2 separate regions of the Mus musculus genome follow, and region 1 is linked to region 2. A link is a loop called in an ENCODE intact Hi-C map of the cell type or tissue named here. Cell type or tissue: gastrocnemius. All regions are shown on one strand.

Region 1 (5,000 bases), 160 kb after region 2:
GAGCAACTTCCATCTGTGTTGTCTGGAAACTGGCCGTTCAGTTCACAGGTCAGCAGCAGCAGCTTGATCCACTGGCAAACACTTCACGGATACATACACCAGCAGTTCAGTTCAGTAGAGTCAAGATAGCAAACACAATCAGCACCAGTGGCACTGCCTAGCAGAGACATCCAAGCCTCAGCCTGGATACAAGTCAGCAAGAGGGACCAGCAGGAACACCAGGAGTTCTCAGCTGTGCCTCTCTCAGCAAAGCAAAGATCAAAGATCAGCGAAGACTCAAGACCCAAGACAAGCATTGCACCACTAGCTCTACACACAAGCTTAGCTCAGCCTCCGTCACTGTCCCTTGAGTTCGATTTATATTCCCTCCAAACATCACGTGTCCTCCACAGGTCTTACCTCAACATGTGTCTTCCCTTGGTGTGTGCATCCATCTCAGCTGACATCACTCTGCCAATCACCTGGAGTCTGAAGAAACAGCACGAAATTACAGCGCACCACCAGAAGTTCTCTCTATGGAGTCCCAGTAAATGGAGCTCAACTGCACAATGTAAAGTGGACCGATGCAGGCTTGTCGTTAGTGAAGCATCCTTAGCAGAACATCCTTTCCCTTATGTCTGCTTCAATGAAACATTCCTTCACAAGTCTGCCTTAGCCTTCCACCTGTGTCCACTTCAAAACACCATCCAACACAACTGGCTTTCCAAAGATCCCTTAAGTTTCCACTTCAAGCAAGATGTGTGGCTGCATCCAAGTGACCACACTACAAGGTAAAAGCCATGTTTTCATCATTATTATTCTCTGTAACAAGGAAGTCGGTGGTATTTGAGAATCAGATGGGATTTTAAAGTGGCTTGGGGTTGGGGAGTGGGGCTTGGGGGCCATGGCTATGGCTTGCTTGGTAAAGTCCTTGCAGCACAAGCATGAGGGCCTGAATTTGGATCCCCAGAGAAAGGCAGTGCAGAGTGCTGTGTCTATAGCTCTGCCTTTGAAAGTGAAGACTTGAAGATCCCAGGTAGCTTACTGGTCAACCAGTCAGTAGTCCAGCCAATAAATGGGCCCTTCCAGGCTCAGTAAAAGACCCTGTCTCAAAAAATAAAGTGGGGAGCAATAAAAGGAGATACTTAAAGCCAACCTCTGCCCTCCACATGCATGTACACCCATATGTACCCACATGACAACTGCACATGTATAAGCATATACAGAGAATGGACATGGTGAGAAAAAAATCTTTTTCAACATTTACTACTTGACATTGAAAATGTATAACAGCACTGGAAGAAAACTCATACAAATTGCCTTTGTGGATTTAGAGAGAAAGTTACTAGCTCTATTTTACCAGAAACTGTAGAAGTGACAGAGATTGAGTCATGGCAGAGGGAGAAAAATTAGACACAAAGGATCTTGGGACATAATACTGTATCTTACACTCAGACATTTGCCGTGTTTATTGGAGCAGACACTTACAAAAGAATGATGATTCACAAAAGGGAAAATAAATGAAGAAGTATAACCTGTCAATATATGAAATGAATTTATCGTGCTTACTAATTAATATATGTGATTACTAACCACATGCTTACTTACATATTATTGAGAAAGCAATGAAGCTGGCCATGGTCACATGCACCTTTAATACCAGCACTTGGAGGCAGAGATGGGAGAATCTCTGTGAGTTTGAGGCCAGCCTCGTCTATGTAGAGAGACCCTGTCTCAAAAGAAAAAAAAAAAGAAAGAAAGAAAAGAAAAAAAGAAAAAGAAAGGGAGAATGAAAAGAGAAAAAAGAAAGCAATGAGGTTTTTCTTTTTTCCCATAAAATGTAAGAGCAAAATGTAAGAAGATTAATGTTAATGTAGATCACCTCCAGAGATAGGAAAAGCAATGCAGCTTTAGGGGAGGCAACCAGCAGTGTACTTCCTACATATTACTACATAAGTACACATACCTTGCGGCCCAACCATTTTATATTAGAGACTATTCTGTAATGATAATTACATATGCATGCAAAGATGTTTCATCAGGATGATTGTGGCTGAGTTATTTGTAGAAGAAAATATAGGGAGGTTCTCAGATGCCCATCAAGAAGAACTTGATTAAATGTTGTACAACTATGCAATAGATTATCTTTTTTTAAAAAAAGATATGTTTATTTTATTTATATGGTTACACTGTAGATGTCTTCAGACACACCAGAAGAGAGCATCAGATCCCATTACAGATGGTTGTGAGCCACCTTGTGGTTGCAGGATCTCTGGAAGAACAGTCAGTCCTCTTAACTAAGCCATCTCTCCAGCCCAACACAGAGCAGTTGTGATCCATAGTTAAGTTGCTAAGTATGGAAAACTAGTGTCTTAAGAGCACAGGTAATTGGATCACACCACAGTTTTTCTTGAAAGTATGAAGAGAGAGGGCGAGGGAGAGGAGGGAGAGGGAAAAGAGTGGAGAGAAGAAAAGGGGGAGGGGAAGGGAGAGGGAGAGAGGGGGAGGGAGAGGGAGAGAGGGGGAGGGAGAGGGAAAGGGGGAGGGGGAGGGGAGGGGAGGGGAGGGGGAGGGAGGATGTGCCATGTTCCTCTTTAAAGATTTGGTCAGGCTTTCCTGTAGAGCAGTGGTTCTCACCCTGTGAGTGGAGACTCCTATGGTGGGGTAGAATGACCCTTTCACAGGGGTCACCTAAGACTATCAGAAAACACAGATGTTTACATTATGATTCGTAACAGTGATAAAATTACAGCTTTACGTAACAACAGAAATGATCTTATGGCTGGGGGGTCACCAAAACATGAGGAATGGTATTAGGGGGTGGTGGCATGAAGAAGACTGAGGACCACTGCTGTAGGGAACTCTCAGTTGTGGAGCCATGGCCCTGAATTTCTCTCTTCTCAGCGGGTGTGAAAGACACCTGTGATTTCAGCCCAGCGTGGAGTTGGGCTGATGAGTTACTTCCAATGCAGAGTTCCCTTGGGGACAGCTGAGGCTGTTACCCCCACTTCTGACAGCCCATTTTCTGTCTCTACCCAATTCTGTTTTCTCCACTCTTTTCTTGACGGACAGTCCTTAAAAGCTGTCTTGCAACCAGATGGTATCATCAGGCTCTTTACTTCAGCCTTGAGCTATCAGCCAGAATGGTTTCTGGATTTCCTATATAGGGACTGCCTGATATGGTGACAGTCTGGAGGTGTAAGGAAACTGTAGGGCTAAAAAGCCATTGAGACTGAGAACCAAGTTTGGATTTTTTTCCAACGTGCTCTTAGCAAACAGTGAATTAGTTGTCGATTGTAAAGAAGACTAAAAAATATGTACTGAAACTTATCTTCCCCTCTTCATTAGTTAACACATAAGGCAACCTCTGTTGGCACATTTACAGCACAAGATTGTATTCCCAGAATGCCTTACCCATAGAAGTGAAAACATGAATCATTTCAGGGAGGAAAAATAGTAAAGTTTCAGGTTATCCCACTGGTGAAGAAATGTCCTCTTCCCCACAGCCTGGAACGTGACCACAGAGATCTGATGTTGCATTGCCAGTACACTGGTCTAGAGAGACAACCAGACTGAAGACGCTTGGACCCCCACCTCTCACATGAGCCGTTCTCATCCCTGACTTGATTGCTTCCACCTGATGGGTTATGTAAGCAAGAAATAGCCTCTTCCTTATTCAAACCACTGACTTCTGGAATGGGGAAAATGCAAAGAAGAAAATCACTTTCATGTTACCCTTACGTCTTATCTACTTCTCTTTCTGTGAAGGCACACCATGACCAAGGCAGCTCATGAAAGAAAGCATTTAATCAGGGGCCTGCTTACGGTTCCGTAGGGCTAGTCCATGGTCATCATGGTGCGGGAGCATGACGGCTGGGATGGTGCTGGAGCAGTAGCTAAGAACTTACCTCCTGGTCCACAGATAGGAAGCAGAAAGAGAACTAGGCTGGGCCAGAAGTGGGCTTTTGAAACCTCATAGCCTACCTGCAGTGACACACTTCCTCCACCAAGGCCACACACATACCTCTAATCCTTTCTAAAGAGTCCATCTATTGGGAACCAAACATTAAACTATATGAGCTTGTGACAGTCATTCTCTTCTAAACCACTACAACTTGTTATTCTATGTTTTTATTTATTCGGCTAATGTAATTAACCCGCCTCTGTTCGTTCTGAACTGCTAGCATACAGGAGGCATCCCATAAGTATTTTAATATACATAGAGGTTGGGAGATGGCCCAGTGGGTAACAGAGCATTTGGGGCACAGCCCTGAGAACCAAGTTCAGATTCCCATATAAAAAGCCAGACATGGGGCTGGTGAGATGGCTCAGCAGGTAAGAGCACCCGACTGCTCTTCCGAAGGTCCGGAGTTCAAATCCCAGCAACCACATGGTGGCTCACAACCATCTGTTATGAGATCTGACTCCCTCTTCTGGAGTGTCTGAAGACAGCTACAGTGTACTTACATATAATAAATAATAAATCTTAAAAAAAAAAAAAAAAAAAAAAAGCCAGACATGGCTACATGTCAAAGCATGAATAATTATTGATATACTGTGGCTACCAGCTTTCCTCTGACTGCCTCCTCACTCTCCTGAGCAATGCTCACAGCTATCTGTCATCAGGCTAATCAATGTGAGGCACACAAGTAAGATTGTGTCAGAGGGAAACAGGGAGGGGAGCCTGAGGGAGCTATGTAAGTATCAGTGGGAATCTGACAAGAAAGGGACAGGAGATTATACACCAGACATCGTATTGTCTTTTGAATGTCACCTAAGAGACACTATTTTTTTTTTTTTTTTTGTAACTCCTAAGATGTCTCAAGATGTTTTAAAGATGCAGCTTCTCCCGTAGAAACACACCCTGCCTCTCACGGTGTAACTTGCGTTAGACACCTGGTCTCATTGCTGCCAGTAAGCAACTTGTTCTCCCAACAAAAACAACTAAAGGAGGGAAAGGTCTATTGTCCTTACCCTTGTGAATGTCACCATGAGCTATGGCAGGGAGTGTGCTGTGGCAT
Region 2 (5,000 bases):
ATAGACAAATCAATCCGTAAAGCATGTATCCACTAGCAGATGCTTTAAGCTACCCACTATGTCACAAACTGTGACTGCATGTGTCATAGTCACCTCCTCAGTATACAGATTGTCTCAGCTAAAGAGTTAAAGATAAAACAGCATGAAAAATAATGAAACTAAGAAAATTTTCTTTTTAAAAAAACATAAGAAAATCCGAGTTACAAGCCAGACTTTTTCATTCACAATTCATTTCGAAGAAGTCTTTTATGTTATTTAATCAAAATCTTCATTTAAATAACAGAAAGTCTCTGCTAACATGAGTTAGCAATCCCTTAACTGATCAAACCACTTTATGATTTATATACATACAAAATTTCATCTCCATTTTTAACAACTACAGTCCAGGGAACATGAGACAATGCAAAGTTAGCAATAGAGTTCCCTACTTAACCACCAGGGGGCAGACCCACTGTGGGCTTACGAGAAGCTAATGGTTATTTTATGTGTTGAGGAGGTCTACATTCTCACACCCCTCCTTGAAAACAAGGAGTACAGAAGAGCACATTTCAATGAAACAGTCCCTCCTGAACAAGGCCGAGACTATCACAACCCTACAGAGACAATTTGGGGTACTATGGGTGAGGTATCAAAACGCAAAGAAAAGAGCCAAGACTGTGGTGAACTATAACGTGAACCAAACAAAGGCAAATCGTTTTTCTTCAACCACAAAGGAAAAATGGTTCAGAATATTACACAGGATGGTGCACAGTGGTTCTCAACCTCCCTGATGCTGTGACCCTGTAATAGTCTCTTGTGTTGTGGTGACCCCCAACCATATAATTTTGCTCCTTTTATGAATCATAATGTGTCTGTTTTCCAATAGTCTTAGGTGACTCCATCAGCCGTTCCACCGCTCAGAGTGGTTGGGCCCCTCGGGCTGAGAATCACTGCTCTAAGTCATAGGGGAGCTTCCCATTAGCTGTCTTCTCCCTCCCTCTACTGTGTTCTACAAAGATTCACACCTGAGTGGTTGCTCCTTAGTGCATATCTTACAAAGAAATTTCCCTATTAGCATGTTATTCCACAGACCTTATAGGGATTAATACACCATGTTTCTCTGTATGTGGTTATTATCATAAAGTAGTTCCTTTAAACTAATTCAATAAATCTTGGTGTTCCATTCATTTCTTGAAAACTGCAGCTGATTTATATGCTCATATACAAAGAAAGCATTATCAAAATAGTACAAGGAACTGGGTTCCACCTTCTCATTTTATAGAAGGCCCAAAGAAATTAAGTGCCAGGTCAAAAGACACCTGAGTTCTCACCAGACTAAATTCCCAAAGAGTCTACTAAAAGTCATAGAAATGAGTACAGTCCCATGTTTACTAACATTCATAGCAACTAGAAATAAAACCAGCCTAGAGATCCATCCACCTGTAAGCATGTAAGAAAATGTGGTACATATACACGATGCAACTTTATTTGGCCATAAAGGAAAATTAAATTGTGACTTCTGCAGAAAACCAAATGGGACTTGAAATCACTACATTAATCAAAGCATGCCAGACCCGGGAAGGCAAATGCGTCATGTTTTCTCTCATATTGTTAATCTAGATTTGAAATCTTGTTCATGTGAATTCTTGTTCTACTTGTGAAACTAGAAAGAGCTAAGCTAGAGAAGAATAAAGAGGGAGGCAGAGTATAGAGAGGGTGTGTAAGGAGGGGGACAGAGCAAAGGGCTCTTGTGGGAAAGGGAGGGGCAGTAGGGTGGAACCAGGCTGAGGGCAAGCAGAGGACCAAGAAGACGACTGTATGAAAATCCTATAATGAAATAAACACTTTGAATGCAGATTAAAAAATAAATGAAAAACTAACTTATGAAGAAAAAGAAAAAAAATATCCAAGCTCTAAATGTGACATGATCAGAACAAAGTCCACGGCCTGTTTGTTCCAATCAGTTTCCTTCCTATGATACCGTGACAGCTTCTGTCTGTTTTCCGTTTCTTTCAACTGAATGTGTTTAATTTCTATGCCTACTTAACAAGAGAGAAAGTAAAGGCCAAGTTAAGTACAATGTTTAAGGCTATCAAATTAATTAATCTCAAAAGATTTGTAAGTTTTTCTAAACACAGTGTGTCAATTTTATAGCACTTAACGGTTTTTTTAACTTGTGTACTTGCTGCAATACATAAAACATCCACTGGAGGGAAGCAAACACTAGGTTTTCAGCCTTACCTGCATTGGCGTCTCACTTCCTTGCTGAAACTCTTCAGTTTGTGGCTGTTGCCAAGGAGCTAAACTGTAAGAATCGTCTGTGGTTCTGCCTTCCAATGGGTTTGTCCGTAACTGCTCTGTCAGCCACATCTGAGTCCTCACAGAAGGTTGAATGGGAACTCCACCTACTGCCTGCTGGCCCAGCATTAAATACTTTGGAGACTCAAAAGTCTCTGAGCCTGTCACAATGGGCTTGCTCTCAGGTAAGGCACTGTATGTCATGTCTAAAGTCTGTCTCCTGAGAGCAGAGGAAGAGACTCTGACATCTTCTTTGTTGCAGCTCTCAAATTTATATTTGCAGTCCAGAGTTGATGACCGCTTTTTATTTATTTCCTTGTCTTCCAGCTTAAGCAGCTCCATACTGTCATGTAAGCAACTTGGCCCAAAGGTCCGTAAGTGGGACATAAAAGGCTTGCCCTTCCCTGTCATCTCCAAGCTATTCCTCAGCTCTTGCGGGTATGCAATGCCACTGTGGTTGCGGGTATCTGGGGCAGTAAGTTTGGACAAAGATGACCATTTCCTCAGGGGCCTGAAGTCCTTCATGTCTAGGGAGGAGTCCCGCTCCCCTCTGCTGTGGTCTCCCAATGTCTGCATGAGGCTAGTACTCCATTTAGAGCCATCTGGTGTTAGAGATTCCCTATGTTTGGAAACGGAAGCACTGGAGTTAGATGGCATCACATGGGCAGTGGGAAGAGTGACCAATGATCGACTAGGCTTGAAAGATAACGTGCCACTTGAAGTTGAATGATCTGCAATGAGAAAGGATTGCCAAGTCAGTTTCAATCAGCAGGTTTAAAATAAGATAAAATGCAAAATGCTAAAGTAAACATCCGAGTGTGGCTTCTCAGTGTATTTCTGATGTGATTCCTCAAAATGAGGAAATTGCTAGTACTATTATGCCTTGAAAGTTATCAGAAACAAGGCAGCATAGTTTCAAACATTATCCCTGCCCCTGTTTCTCTCTCTGTTCCCTATCTGTTCCCACCAGAGTCATCTTCTACTGCCCTGCCTATGTCTATTCTTGATGGGCAAGTGAGGTCCATTAGGGTTGCTGCTGTAAGGTTCTGGGAGAGGGATATTTACAGAGCACACACACTCCTCAACACTGCTACCACACTGAAGAAAATGCCTTTCCCTCCCCTAACTGGACAGTGATCTGAGCTCAGGGAACAGTGGTGTCTAATAAGCCCAAATCCCCTAGCTACCTTTAGCTGCCTAGAGGGCTGGGCAGGGATGTTCACTGCCCTTCTTCCTTTTCCTAGTCCCACCCATGACAGAATCCTGCAGGTACAATCTTGCGCAGATCTTGTGCTAGGAACCACAACAGCTATGAGATCAAGAGGGCAATGGTGATGTCAGATTCTGAAGACTGTTCTGACCCATTCCATTCCTTCTCTGGCTCTTACATCCTTTCCACCCATCTTCTACAATATTCCCTGAGCCTTGAAGTGGGTGATAGAGAATTTCTGTTATAGCCGAGCATTTAGTAGTCCCTTATTCTCAGCACTCTGACCAGTTCTAAGTCTCTGCAGTTATTGCTACCTACTGTAAAAACAGGGGCTTCTCTGACCAAAGCTGACAGTAGCACTTAACCTATGGATACAAACACAGTTTTTTGGAAAACAAATTGATGGACACATCATGTCTACTGAGCAGAAAAATAGCAGCAACTTCCCCTCTAGGGCCCATGACCTCCCCAGCCAAAGAATTTTGACCAAGATGGTAGTAATAGGTGTGGATTCCTTCCAGTGGGCAGGGCTACAAACTGACCAGAGAGCACATGCTCCCTTATTACTGACATGCCACTACTGCACCAGGAGGCACATTTTGCCTTGCCTGTCAGTCCTGTAACACTTGGGTCTGCAGCCTGCCTAACACTAGAGCTGAAGAGTGGGAAGGAGGCTTCCATCCCAGTTCCAGCTTGATTTCTTGGCATCCTGAGACCAATATATATGAAGTCTCTAGCAACACAGCTCCATCAGTGCTGAGGAGTTACCAATAGTAAATGACTGTATCCTACCAGGGGCCTAAGTGGCCTCCTAGACCACCTGAGTCCAACCCTGATACTGAGATTTTTGTAGACTATCCAATGGCTTCCAGAGTCATCGTTATCTGTTCTCATTATCTTTTATGCTTTTTCATGTCTGAAACCTAGTGGATGACCCTGCTCCCCATCCCCTCAGCCAAGGAAAACCTGGCTTTCACATTACTTTCCACGAGGTCTTAATTTCTCTTCAGGGAGCCATATTTCTACAAAGCGTTTTTATGACTCTCAAAAGACTGAAATATCTGCAGAACACTGTTAGAGACGTGTGAATACCACACCAGGTGACGGTCTACTTTCCATGATATTGAAGACACTGAAACCTAATCACCAGGCTTAGCTGCCCCTTGGGGACTAGCAATGTCTGCATTCGGTAGCTTGGTATTTCTCAATTGCATAAAAGATCAACAATTGGTGATAAAAGTCACTTCATCAGATTAAATTTTAATGTCTCTTCTCTGTTTGAGAAAGTGCCTCGTGTAACCCAGGAAGCACTAAACTAGCTATGTCATCAAGAATGACCCTGAACTTCTCATCTCCTGCTCCCCTCTCAGCATAGCAGGTGTACAGCACTCTATGTTTCATAACATGCTTAGGGAAAGCCAGGGCTGCTTCCTTGCCACTACCCTTGAATTCACTAAAGGCGGAATGCAATCAACAGATTGTGTCTGTAGAATAGGATCTCGAAGACAGGAGC

What was found. A loop is a pair of places that touch in the nucleus more often than their neighbours do. Peaks named below come from ENCODE experiments on the same cell type or tissue, not always from the same donor. Only the 100,000 strongest peaks of a DNase experiment are listed, where the experiment ranks them.
Region 1: it touches region 2 in a loop (7-fold over the local background); 40 of 42 quality-filtered maps call a loop at or near these places.

The regions. Positions count from the first base shown.
Region 1 is chr10:53,510,455-53,515,454 of GRCm38, forward strand. Gm40650 (predicted gene, 40650) reads left to right here. Exons shown (of 4, transcript NR_169148.1): 2 at 1-770; 3 at 2,175-2,363; 4 at 3,486-4,090. Gm20597 (predicted gene, 20597) reads right to left here. Exons shown (of 4, transcript NR_037973.2): 3 at 400-468. Among named protein-coding and RNA genes, the nearest start is that of Gm20597, 6.0 kb to the right of the region's middle. In gastrocnemius, a CTCF peak has its summit at 2,242; no DNase peak of the experiment used is centred here.
Region 2 is chr10:53,346,252-53,351,251 of GRCm38, forward strand. Cep85l (centrosomal protein 85-like) reads right to left here. Exons shown (of 13, transcript NM_001204983.2): 3 at 2,221-3,008. Among named protein-coding and RNA genes, the nearest start is that of Pln, 11 kb to the left of the region's middle. In gastrocnemius, a CTCF peak has its summit at 2,177 (motif pointing right); DNase peaks (open chromatin) are centred at 446 and 2,243; H3K4me3 peaks cover 1,482 bases; H3K27ac peaks cover 3,434 bases.